2 separate regions of the Homo sapiens genome follow, and region 2 is linked to region 1. A link is a contact called in ENCODE Hi-C or POLR2A ChIA-PET data. All regions are on one chromosome and are shown on one strand. The core of a region is the stretch at or near the end of the contact, and the rest is flanking DNA. Distances in the headings are between cores, read along the strand shown. Region 1 holds the start of RRAGD (Ras related GTP binding D). Region 2 overlaps CASP8AP2 (caspase 8 associated protein 2).

Evidence for each region. Hi-C counts contacts between places; a loop is a spot of excess contacts on that map. ChIA-PET counts read pairs that join two places held with the same protein, here RNA polymerase II (POLR2A). Pooled maps may share reads with other maps.
Region 2: a pooled map shows a loop between it and region 1 (3-fold over the local background). The contact joins the enhancer-like site here to the promoter of RRAGD in region 1. A Hi-C loop is called at or near these places in 1 of 168 maps with a recorded cell type or tissue (naive thymus-derived CD4-positive, alpha-beta T cell), 2 of 37 single-sample maps with no recorded cell type and 12 of 50 pooled maps. POLR2A ChIA-PET finds 5 or more read pairs at or near these places in 2 of 52 experiments (B cell and activated naive CD4-positive, alpha-beta T cell).

Annotation. Positions count from the first base shown.
Region 1 is chr6:89,408,850-89,415,361 of GRCh38, forward strand. It overlaps RRAGD (Ras related GTP binding D), which reads right to left and starts at 3,424. Exons shown (of 7, transcript NM_021244.5): 1 at 2,997-3,424. The coding sequence starts at 3,144. RefSeq lists silencers at 2,381-2,480, 2,511-2,620, 2,651-3,840.
Region 2 is chr6:89,831,499-89,838,010 of GRCh38, forward strand. The region is part of intron 1 of CASP8AP2 (caspase 8 associated protein 2); the gene reads left to right. Among named protein-coding and RNA genes, the nearest start is that of CASP8AP2, 4.9 kb to the left of the region's middle. Within about 2 kb of position 3,818, at least 6 of the 41 ENCODE cell types and tissues checked have a DNase peak (open chromatin) inside an H3K27ac peak, as active enhancers do; they include B cell, where a contact is called at or near this core.

The sequences.
Region 1 (6,512 bases), core at 2,174-4,673:
AAATAATCATTATTTTTGGTGCAATTGTTTTTAACGGCCTAACCATTCCCTCCTCTCTGGTAGTTTTATCTGGAGTGTGGGGATTGAAGGTGAGACTCACCTTACCTGCAATTAACTACCATGAAAGGAAGGTTGAGAGGTGCCCAAATCTGCCCTAACAGAACTAATGTGCCTGAGAACACTTTTGCTATTCATGAATAAAATATGGAGTGGAAGCCAGAGAAGTGCAATTTAAGTCTCACCTTAGTTGCCCTATGTTTTCAAACTCAGTACAATGTGGTAAAATTTACAAGGCATACTCGGTTTAAAAATAAGACCAGAGGTTCCTTTATAAGTCCTACAGACTGAGGGAAATGAAAATTGCATTACATATCCACCTTTAGTCCACTTCTCTTGCACAGCTCCTGATAAATTGCTTTGCAACTTAACTGGCAATACTAGTTGGTCCCACATCCCACCCTCAGCCTCCCACCCACCAGGGTAGATTTCTGAACTTAGTGGAAAAAGTCCCACGTCTCCACTAAGTGCAGGCACTAAACCAAGCTATTAGGAAGGGGAAAGGGGAGTGGGGGTTCATTAGAGAAATGCTTTGCTAGTGGTTCAAAGTACATCTTTTCTCAGAATAACTCCTTTTTTTCCCTACATTCTATTTCTTAAGTTTGAGAGTAGGTAAATGTAAATTTTACCAAAAATAAAACAAGATTATAATGCAACACGTGAATCAGCCTTTTGAAGGGCACAGGAAGGGAAGTCACAACTCCCAACCTCCTCCTCCCAATCCCCACTCCCCAGACCATATCAGCTGGCCTGACAGCCATCAGGAGCAGTCCTCGCTGGAATTGCTGACTGAGGAGCCTATCTGACACTAGAGAGCAAATGTCCTGACAAGGGATTCTGCATCAAGGCCTAAACCCAAAAGTCAAAGCCAGGGAAATCTGGAAAGAACAGAGGCCAAAATATAACGGAGGAAGTCTGAGAAGCAGACCACCTATCCACTGCAGGCCCAGGTGGACAGAGACCAGGCTTAAGCAACGTTTGCCGAGCAAACATGTTGCTCTTCTCACAATATAAATATATTTAATCCTTTTATAGCAAGATCCCAAGCTGATCCCAAAAGCCCATTCAGAAGGATTTTATTATGCGAGTCACCAAAAATCAGTTACAGGCAAGTTTGCCTTTACGTTAACAGCTAAGGAGCCTCCAAGTCTGGGCTCTGGGGAAGCCCTTTGTTCCGGGAATCCCATCCCTCAAGCAGGGCTTTAATTTCACTTCAATTTCAAGTCCCCAAATCAAATTTTAAAAGTGCCCACTTAAAGAACTGCAGAATAAACGAGGGGTCCAGTACTTTTTCTGGACCCTCCAGGCCTCAGGACAGTATCAAATTACAGGGCTTTCCCTCCTGGATATGGCCCCTCCGCCCCCCCACTTTTTTTCTTTTTTAAAAAAGAGAATCCCACACACACCCTACTGTGTCCACCATTTCAAATACCTTGCAAATACATCCCTATTCTGCATCTCTCCGGAGTCTTCTAAGAATCTGGGAGGAGCTAACAAATGGAATTTGAATAATAATGAGGCGACTGAACAATTTAATTACGGAAGGTAGCTCTAGAGACTCCAATAAAACGGCTGAAAGCCTTTATCTACAAAAATGTGGCCTGGTGCTCAACGGTAAGACCAATTACCGGGAGTGCAGAAGACAGAAAGCACAAAGGTGCACACATCAGTTTAAGCAAATGAGGAATTAGCACAAATCATCCCAAGAGAGAAAACGCTATGAAAAAGGGTGACTTGAGAGGCTGCTTTCTCATCTACCAGGCGCAAGGCATAGTTAACTTTATTTCCTTTCTGATTCATTGAAAGTCGTGCCTGCCAGATGTAGAATAATGAAACTACCCTAGTGAGAAAAGCTTTGCATAGAGAATTTAAAATAAGTTCAGTGAATTCTCAATAAAAGTTCTTTAAAAATCAATAGTCACAAAGGTACTTGTATCTCTCACACAATTTCTTCAGTGTGAAACATTAAAGTTAGTTCCTTCTCTTGGATGCATACAGTTTCACTGAGAATAACATCATGTTTAACAGCCGCTTTCTATTGACCTTTCCAAGTGACCTTACAGTAAAGGAACTTTTGCTCGCTTCTGAGGGAAACTAAAAAAAGTTTAACCTCTCTGGAATACTAAAAGGCTCTCAACTTCCTTACACCTTAAGAAAATGCAGGAAGCCCCCACAAGCTGAACGATTGCTAAAACCCGCTTCTAGAACAGGAAAAAGAGTTTGCTTCACTATTGAAGCAAAGAATTCCCCGCCGCGCGCTCACTCCCGGGCAGGCACTGCCATGTCCAGGTGGTGATACCGAGAGCAGATAAGGTGTCCTGACAACGGTGTTTGCGTGGATCCCGGGAAATCTGCGGCCTCTCGGAGACTCCCACAACAGCTTGGCGAGCATCCCCCCGCCGCCCCGCGGGTCTCCCCAGCCACTACCTGGGTGGGCCCCTCCCGCGGCGACGCGGGGCGAGACTGACACCCGCAGCTGCCGACGACCCTGCCAGTCACGCCGCCGCCGGCTGCCTTTTTTTAGCCACGACATCTGACCCTGGCTTCAACAGCACCGTTCTGGGAGAGAGGTCCCAGGGCGCGCCCGCGGTCCCCTCCCCTCCCCAACCGCCAGACGCTGCGGAGAGCTTGGGGTGAGGGGCGCGGGAGGCACCGGCTCTGAAAGGGGCAGAAGCGCGCGCTCCTCCAGCCCAGACGCTTACTCCCTCCTTCCCCTTTTCCACCGATCCTGGTTGCCCCTCCGCCACCAGCACCGCGCTCCCTCATTTGGCAGCTCGAGGTCGGGCTTTTGGCGTCCCTCCCCACCCCAAACCCTCAACTGGACCCGCTCCCCTGGACCCCCTCCAAGTCGGTGGCTCGCGCACGGCCGGGCTGGGGGCGGGAAGGCGCCAAGGGGAGGAAAGGGGCGCGAGCCGAGGACGCGGGGGCCGGGCGCTCACCTCCCTCCTCTGTGCCGCTGTCCGGATCGGCGTCGGAGGAGTCGGGCCCGTCTCCGTAGTCCGCTAGCCCCACCAGCTCATCCTCCTCCTCCTCCTCCTCCGCGTCGTCCTCGTCCTGCGGCTGCGGCTTCCCCAGCACCTGGCTCATCGTGCCCACCGGCCGGCCGGCCCGGGGACGGCGGGGGTCCCGGGGTGGGGGCCAAGCCTCCTAGCCGGCCGCCCGCAGCCTATTTCTGAAGCGGAGGTTTGTCTAGAGCTCAGCGGGGCCCGGCGGAAGCGGGGGCCGCGCGTCCCCCGGCGGGCGGCGCCCAGGTCCGGGTCCCGCGGTTCCCAGCGCGCCCGAAGCCCCCTCCCCCGCCCCGCCCGCCGGCGGAGGAGTCAGCCGGAGCGCGGCAGTTCCTCCCGGAGGAGGGAGAGAGAGAGAGACTGCGTGACCCGAGTCACCTGACACACACTGTCACATACTCACATACACACCCCGCACGGGCGCGCGCGCGCTCGCCCGGCCGCGGGCACCACTCGGCGGGGCGCTGGGCCGAGGACACACATGCACACGCACACGCACACGCACGAGGAGACCGGGGAGGCGCGGGGCCCCTGCACCCTCCCAGACTCACACCGACACACGCCCCGTACACGGGGCCCCCGGGACGCCGGCCGTCACCCACCGCGGCTGCGCGCCAGGGGCCCCCACGCGCCTCTCCTTCACGTGGTCCCCGCACAGGCAGGGGAGGGGGCGCCGCACACCCTCAATGTCCCCCCCGCCGTCCCACTCCCACACGCCCGCAGAGCGTCTACCGTGGGCGGATGCCTCCTGCTTACAGTCCTGAGCTAGGGTCCCAAGCGGGTGGCCTCCCAACACTGTGGCGCCCAGATCCCCCACCCCAGAGCAGCGTGCCCAGGACACCCTGTGGACGCTCAAGAGCCCCAGGCGGAGAACTCAGATAAATGCACAGTGGAGGCGCAGTCTCCATAGCAATTGTCTTTTAGTGTGCCTTTATGGTTCAAAGTGCTTCCCACCAAGAATATTTAAAAAGCAGGCCTACCCAGACGTAAATGTTTCTGAAGAAATCACATGACTCGTGGCTGCTTAGACTAAATAATTCCTCTGCAGCCCTTTGGAAAAGGTCTCAGTGTATAACACACTCGGGGGCTATTCATGGCCACCTCCTCATGTCTCATTGTTGCATAGACTGTAATCCCACATGAATAAAATATTTCAAGGCTTTTGTGGGAGTAGGGGAGTGGCGGTGGTGGGGGGGCAATTCTCAAATAGGAATAGCAGCAACGTGGAGTGAGACTCTAAAACCTGCATTCCTCCTTCACAAGCTTTTCACCACGGAACACACTGTACCCACCCTTTCTGGGTACTGCAAAAAATTACGTGGATGAACTTCCTTCTGTGGAGCACAATAAGAAAAAACCGGCCGGTCAGCATGATGATCCAGCTCCTACAGGTGCCAGCAGCTCAGCCGGTGGTGCGGTGCAGAAGCGGAGGGAGGAAGCTAGGGCAGGAGACTCTCAGGGCCCAAGGGTGCTAACCTCCATAGGAAACATTTATTAACCACCTCCTATATGCCTGAGGCTGGGCTAAGTAGAGGGTCCAAGAATGCTCAGGGCAGTGTTCCTGCCCTGAAGGAGCTCACAGTCTACCAAATCATGACTCATGTCCTGGATTTTTTTTAGTATTTCTGAGTGCAGAAGGTGGATGCAGACACTTTCCAGAAGGTGGCTGCTTCTAATGGGAAAGGTCCTGAGATTTTCCAAGGGAGGCAGGCAGTATAATTTGGTATGACTGTATCAGTTAAGGTTCTTCCCAGGATGAAACAGACGGTATGTGCAAAGACTTTAACTGAAGCCTTCAAGTGAAGGAACAATTTACAGGGGTGTGGACAGAGTTTAGGGAATCAATGCAGGTATTAGCGATAGTGGGAAGATAACACCACCCCTAAATTTACAGGAGTGAGGAAGGGAGCTAGAGTCCTGGAGAGGGGCCACAAAACAGGAGCTGTAACTGATGAGGAAGCTGCTGCTGCCAGAACGGCCTCACATCAAGGAGAGAGCAAAGACCTCTCTTTCTCTCCATCCATCCTCCCTCCACTCTCCTGTGTCTCCCATTGGCCAAACCCATCTGGTAGCCAGAAGGCAAGGGAGCCTGGAACCTAGTCCAGGACAGAGATTGGATAGGGAGGGCAGGGAGTGGGTCCCTGGGTGGGGTGAGGTGCAAGGAGCATCACCAACACAAGCAGGCACTACATACTCCCATCAGAGGCAAGTTACTTATGCCCTTCTAAACCCGATTGCTTATCAATAGAACATCACTCCTTCTAAGGATTATTAGGAAGATTAAATGAGGCGGAAAAAAAATCTCAGGTACTTACAAAGCTCATTTCCTAGGAGTAATTTTCCTAGCCTATTTTCATCCCTTCCGTCAAAGGAAACCCCAGGGAGGAGGGCCTCCCAGAGTGTGGCTGAGGACTTTCAGCTATTCTATAGCTAGCCCACCATCCTCAAGTGGCCTTTGAACTGGTCTGATTCAAACTGCAAATAACAATTTAGGAGATCTAGAAGACTGTCCAAGGTCAACCCAGACTCAGACGTATAGGGCATTCCTGGGCAGGTTGCCAAGTGTGTAAGACCCATGGACTCAAGGGATCAGGAAAGGGCAGGTCATAATCCAACAGCCCCACTGTGCCTATGGACTAGAAAGGACAGAAATGTCTGATGATCCTCTAACTTCCCCAGGAAGAGAGATCTTAGAAGGAAACAATAGATTGGGGCACACTCCAAGATACTTGAGAATTGGACCATTCTTTTGTTTTTTTCTTTTAACATGGAGTCTCACTCTATCACCCAGGATGGAGTGTAGTGACATGATCTCAGCTCACTGCAACCCCTACCCCCCAGGTTCAAGCGATTCTCTTGCCTCAGCCCCTGAGTAGCTGGGACTACAGGCATGCACCACCACACCCAGCTAATTTTTGTATTTTTAGTAGAGACAGCGTTTCACCATGTTGGCCAGGCTGGTCTCGAACTCCTGACCTCAGGTGATCCACCCACTTCGGCCTCCCAAAGTGCTGGGATTACAGGCATGAGCCACCGCACCCAACCTGGACCATTCTTAAGAATAAGAATAAAATAAAATCCCACAAAAAAATCAGTAGAAGTCAAATCCTCAATTATATTCTACCCCAAGCTAAAGAGTCATATACAGATTTAAGATATTCTAATTTACTACCATTTCAGAAATGTATAGTTGAACAGAACAGGAAAAGCCTTGATTGCTTTTTTTCTTTTGCTGACATCATTTGAATACTGTCAGCTTTCAAAGAAGAGATATGTTGAAAATATCCTAGAAATAGAAGTTCTTGAATTTAAAAAATCATGTGTGTAGAATCTTTCTGAATTTAAATAAAAACTGAAAAACACTACAAGAACCCTGAAAGCCTTTAAGAAACTCAGCGTGGGATCTGCTCAGTGAATTGGCTGCTGCCTTGGCCGCTCTGCACTGGAGCT
Region 2 (6,512 bases), core at 2,568-5,067, 420 kb after region 1:
TTCTCTCAATTTTAAAAAGAAAACTTCCTTCAGACTGCCTATAACGAAAGGCTATGTGATCCTTCTCCTGTCTACTTTGCTTTCACATCTGAATCCATTGGAATTGTCCCAGAAAAGATTATGCATGAGTAAATCTGCTTACAAACTTTTTTTTTTTTTTTTTGAGACGGAGTCTCGCTCTGTCACCCAGGCTGGAGTGCAGTGGCACGATCTCGGCTCACTGCAAGCTCCGCCTCCCGGGTTCATGTCATCCTCTTGCCACAGCCTCCCGAGTAGCTGGGACTACAGGCGCCTGCCACCACGCCTGGCTAATTTTTTGTATTTTTAGTAGAGACGGGTTTCACCCTGTTAGCTAGGATGGTCTAGATCTCCTGACCTTGTGATCCGCCCGCCTCAGCCTCCCAGAGTACTGAGATTACAGGCTTGAGCCACCACGCCCGGCCAAACATTTTTTTTTTAGACAGAGTCTTACTCTGTCACCCAGGCTGGAGTTGCAGTGGCACGATCTCAGATCACTGCAGCCTCCACCTCCCAGGTTCAAGCGATTCTCCTGCCTCGGCCTCCCCAGTAGCTGGGATTACAAGTGTGTGCCACCATGTCAGGCTAATTTTTGTATTTTTAGTATAGATGAGGTTTCACCATGTTGGCCAGGCTGGTTTTGAACTCCTGACTTCAGGTGATCCGCCTGCCTCGGCCTCCCAATACAAACTCTTTTTCAGCATGATAGTTCTCAACTTGGAAAATTTTGCCTCTACACTTTCACAGGTGCATCACTTCTGTCGGTAGCAACTCTCATATATCGAGATCCTCAAATGGGAGAAGGTGAGGAAAAGTGAAAAAGACCCATTTTCCAAGAGATTCTGATACATTTTTCTTCCTCCTCTCCTTCCTCTCCTTCCAGGAGAATCACTGGCCTATATGATTTCAAGAGTGTAATCTCACGTATCACTAAGGTGCTGATGAGTCCCAAATCATAATACCTACCATGCCTTTTCTGTATGACATTTCCAGCTGTTGGACATCTTTTTGTTTTTTGTTTTTTTCTCCCCTAGACGGAGTCTTGCTCTGTTTCCCAGGCTGGAATGCAGTGGCACGATCTCAGCTCACTGCAACCTCTGCCTCCCAGGTTCAAGCGATTCTTCTGGTCTCAGCCTCCGGAGTAGCTGGGATTATAGGCACATGCCACCACGCCCAGCCAATTTTTGTATTTTTAGTAGAGATGGGGTTTCACCATGTTGGCCAGGCTTGTCTCAAACTCCTGAACTCAGGTGATCCACCAGCCTCGGCCTCCCAAAGTGCTGGGATTACAGGCATGAGCCACCACGCCCGGCCTTTTTTTTTTTTCTTTTCTTTTTGAGATGGAGTCTTGCCCTGTCGCCCAGGCTGGAGTGCAATGGCGCGATCTCGGCTCGCTGCAACCTCCGCTTCCCAGGTTCAAGCGATTCTCCTGCCTCAGCCTCCCGAGTGTGGGATTACAGGTGCGCACCACCACGCCCAGCTAATTTTTTTGTATTTTTAGTAGAGACGGGGTTTCACCATGTTGGTCAGGCTGGTCTTGAACTCCTGACCTCGTGATCCACCTGCTTTGGCCTCCCAAAGTGCTGGGATTACAGACATGAGCCACCACCCCCAGCTGCTGTTAGACATCTTTATCTGGATGTCCTACAGATAACTCAACATGACTTCACTGGTTGTCCATTGCAGTTAAAGCATGACTGTCCTCCAAAGCTAGAAACATGAGAATCATCTTTAACAAATTGGGTATTTCTTTAATTCAACAGATATTCTTTTATTACTTGCCATTCTGCTAGGCCTGCTGAGAGCTGGGGATACAGTGAGAGCTGGGGAACAGAACAGGGATGGTCCTAATCTTTATGGAGAACCATTGGGTGGTCCATTGGGTGAGATGGACATTTCTCCAGGAATCCCACAAAAATGGAATCATGAACTTCAAGAAGAGGTCATGTAGGGAAAGGACACAATGGGGTAAGAGTATATAACAGAGGGCCTGACTTAGTGGGAAGAGAGGGTGGACAGGGGAGACTCAAAATGGCTTAAGCAAAATATCAAAGAAGAGCTAAGTGAAAGTAGAATATTGAGGAAAGAATATTCCCTGCAGAAGCCCTGTGTTGTTTTTTTTTTTTTCGATTTATAAATAGTTTATCCTGTTCACATTATGCAGAATTTCAGTGTCGTTAATCCACAATGTTAGTACGGTAACAGAAACATAAAGGAGAAAAAAGGCAGGTGGGGGGAGGTTCATAGTGTGGCCTGACATAGTCTAAGGGTTCTCTCCTGTAGTATGCATCTCCTGCAGGCAAGTATTAATATCACTTCATTGTTTGAAGGACAGTACACTATCCAGGATTCATTTATTGTTCAGGTGTCTTTTCTAAAGTATGAGAAAACAGGAATAAATTCAATAATGAATATCTGCAATTCAAACCAATTTAACTACAGGTCAGTGGTGTCTTTCTTATCTATTATCACAAACATCCCAGTTGCCTCCATCTAAAAATTTCTTTCAAAAGTTAAGACACAATTAATTATATCTTATTAATTCCCTCAAAAGCAAAAAAAAAAAAAAAGTACCATTCAGCATACAAAAGTTACACATTAAAAGTGTATATATAGGGCTGGGTGCGGTAGTGCACGCCTGTGATCCCAGCACTTTGGGAGGCCGAGGCGGGTGGATCATAAGGTCAGGAGTTCAAGACCAGCCTGGCCAAGATGGTGAAACCCTGTCTCTACTAAAAATACAAAAAATTAGCTGGGCGCGGCAGCAGGCCCCTGTAATCCCAGCTACTGAGGAGGCTGAGGCAGGAGAATCGCTTGAACTCGGAGGGCAGAGGTTGCAGTGAGCAGAGATTGTGCCGCTGCCCTCCAGCCTGGGTGACAGAGTGAGACTCTGTCTCAAAAAAAAAAGTGCATATTTCCTTTTTTTTTTGAGATGGAGTCTCTCTTTGTTGCCCAGGCTGGAGTTCAGTGGCATGATCTCGGCTCACTGCAACCTCCTCCTTTCAGGTTCAAGTGATTCTCCTGCCTCACCCTCCCAAGTAGCTGGGATTACAGGTGTGTGCCACCATGTCTGGCCAATTTTTGTATTTTTAGTAGAGATGGCGTTTCACCGTGTTGGCCAGGCTGGTCTCGAACTCCTGAACAAAGTTGATCTGCCCACCTCGGCTTTCCAAAGTGCTGGGATTACAGGCGTGAGCCACTGCGCCTGGCCTCAAAATTTGTTTTTTATCCTGAAATCAGCAGGAAGCACTGAAGGGCTTTTTGGTGGGGTTTTTTTTGTTTTTTGTTTTTTTTCTTTTGAGACGAAGTCTCCTGTCCCCCAGACTGGAGTGCAGTGGCGTGATCTCGGCTAACTGCAGCCTCCGCCTCCCAGCTTCCAGAAATTCTCCTGCCTCAGCCTTCCAGGTAGCTGGAATTATAGGCATGCGCCACCACGGCTGGCTAATTTTCGTATTTTTAGTAGAGATGACGTAGGCTGGTCTCGAACTCCTGACCTCAGGTGATCTCCTGACCTCAGATGATCACCCACCTCAGGTGATCGCCTGCCTCAGCCTCCCAAAGTGCTAGGATTACAGGCGTGAGCCACCACATCCAGCCTAAGCACTGAAGTGTTTAAGCAGAGTTGGGAACACGATCATGTTTGCATTTTTAAAAGACAACTCATGCTGAGGTTTGAAGAACAATTTGAAATGGGGGAAGACTGTCCATTTGAATACACTTTCCATTAAATCTTGTTGACTACCTCTCAGATCTGTTTTTAGTGTTTTGTGGGTTTTTTGGTTTGGTTTTGAGACAGTCTCGCTCTTTGACCCAGGCTGGAGTGCAGCAGTGCAATCACAGCTCACTGCAGCCTCCGGAAGCATGTGCCACCACACCCAGCTAACTTTTCTTTTTTTTGTAGATATGGAGTCTCACTGTGTTGCCCAGGCTGGTCTTGAACTCCTGGGCATAAGAAGTCCTCCTGCCTCAGCCTCCCAGAATGTTGGGATTACAGGCATGAACCACCGTGCCCAGCCAAGATCTGTTTCTTATTTTTATTTCCACTACTAAGAACTTACAGTGACACCTCGTTGTCTTCTGCTTTGTTTTGGTAGCCTTTTCTATCTCCCTTCCCACTCATATTTTCCAGACTCTTGCCAGAGTTAAACATCTAAGATGCAGATTTGATCATTATATTGCCCTACTTTAAAAACCTTCACTGGTTCCCCCATTCCCTTCTGGATGGAATCCAAGTATCTTAATCACATAATACATCCCCTGACCTTTATTTTTTTTTTTTTGAGAGAGTCTCACTGTCACCTAGGCTGGAGTGCAGTGGCACGATCTTGGCTCACTGCAGCCTCGGGGCCTGTGACTTCCTAAACTTTATTCTCACATTCTGATCTTGCCTTCCCATGTTCTATTCTGTAGGTGTTCACACCCATACTTGATTGTGAACTTATAGACAGATGTGGTGGGGAACAGATGTGGGGAGATCGTGTCAAGAAGTGTTCGCCAATGTGAGCCTAATTTAATTGAACCTTGGGATTTTGGAAACCTTGAGATAGTGAATAATGGAGCTAGAATGGTAGGTGTCAGTCTATGTCAGGATAAGGAAGTTTTTTTTTTTTTTTAATGGAGTCTAGCTGTGTGGCACAACCTCGGCTCACTGCAACCTCCCCTTCCTGGGTTCAAGCAATTCTCCTGCCTCAGCCTCCAGCAGTTGGGACTACAGACATGCACCACCATGCCCAGCTAATTTTTTTGTATTTTTAATAGAGGTAGGGTTTCACCATGTTGGCCACGATGGTCTCGATCTCTTGACCTCGTAATCCACCTGCCTTGGCCTCCCAAAGTGCTGGGATTATAGGCATGAGCCACTGCACCCAGTCAGGATAAGGAATTTGTACTTTATAGAAATTGGGAAGTAACGGAAAGTTTTTGAGCAGGATTGCGGTAGAACTAACCCAGTAGTTGTGCGTAGCATGTATTTGGAGTGGGGAAATAATTAGGTAGCTATAGTGGGGTCCTGAAACAAATCGAAATGGCAAGAATGGGAATAAATGGGAGAAATATTTCAGAGGTAGCATCAGTAAATCAGTAGTCTGTTAGGGAATGTTAGTGCTACTCCAAGAAATTAGAGAAATGAGGAGGTGAGCAGATATGGATGGAAAGATGATCTCTTGTTTTGGACTTGGTGAGTTTGTACCTACAGGAATGTGTTTATTAATGTTAGCATTTGTTTGTTTGTCTGTTTTGAGACAAGGTCTCATTCTGTCACTCAGGCTGGAGTGCAGTGACTTGATCTTTGCTCACAGCAATCTCTGCTTCCTGGTTGTGCTTAAGCAATCCTCCCACCTCAGCCTCCTAAGTATGGTTGGGACTATAGGAGTGTGTCACCACGCCTGGCTAATTTTTGTATTTTTTGTAGAGATGGGATTTCGCCATGTTGCCTGGGCTGGTCTCGAACTCCTGGCCTGAAGTGATCCACCCACCTCGGCCTCCCCACAAAGTGCTGGGCCCACAAAGTGCTGGGATTACAGGTGTGAACCACTGAGCCCTGGCACCCAGCCACTAATTTTTTTTTTTTTGAGACAGTCTTGCTCTGTTGCCCAGGCTGGAGTGCAGTGTGACAATCTCGGCTCACTTCAACCTCCGCCTTCCCCACGCTCAAGCAATTCTTGTGCCTGAGCCTCCTAAGTAGCTGAGATTACTGGTGTGCGTCAGCATACCTGGCTAATTTTTTTTATTTTTAGTAGAGACAGGGTTTTACCGTGTTAGCCAGACTGGTCTTGAACTCCTGACTTCAAATCTGCCCGCCTGCCTAGGCTTCCCAAAGTGCTGGGATTTAGGCATGAGCTACCATACTTGGCCACTAATTGTTTTTTTGTTTGTTTGTTTTTGTTTGTTTGAGACAGAGTCTGGCTCTGTCGCCCAGGCTGGAGTGCAGTGGCACAATCTCAGCTCACTGCAACCTCCGCCTCCCAGGTTCATGCCATTCTCCCGCCTCAGCCTCCCAAGTAGCGGGAACTACAGGCGCCCACCACCACACCCGGCTAATTTTGTTTTTGTATTTTTAGTAGAGATGGGGTTTCACCGTGTTAGCCAGGATGGATGGTCTCGATCTCCTGACCTCGTGATCCGCCTGCCTCAGCCTCCCAAAGTGCTGGGATTACAGGCGTAAGCCACCGTGCCCAGCCCACTAATTGGTTTTTTAATGTTAGACATCCTCACATTTTTGGGATAAATCTCACTTGTCTGTAGTGCTTTTTCGTTTAATATCTTGCTGGATTCAGTTGGTTGATTTTTTTTTCTTTGTGACGGAGTCTCGCTCTGTTGCCCAGGCTGGAGAGTGGTGCAATCTTGGCTCGCTGCAACCTCCATCTCCCAGGTTCAAGCTACTCTCCCGCCTCAGCCTCCTGAGTAGCTGGGATAACAGGTGCGTGCTACCATGGCCACCTAATTTTTGTGTTTTTAATAGAGACGGGGTTTCACCATGTTAACCAGGCTGGTCT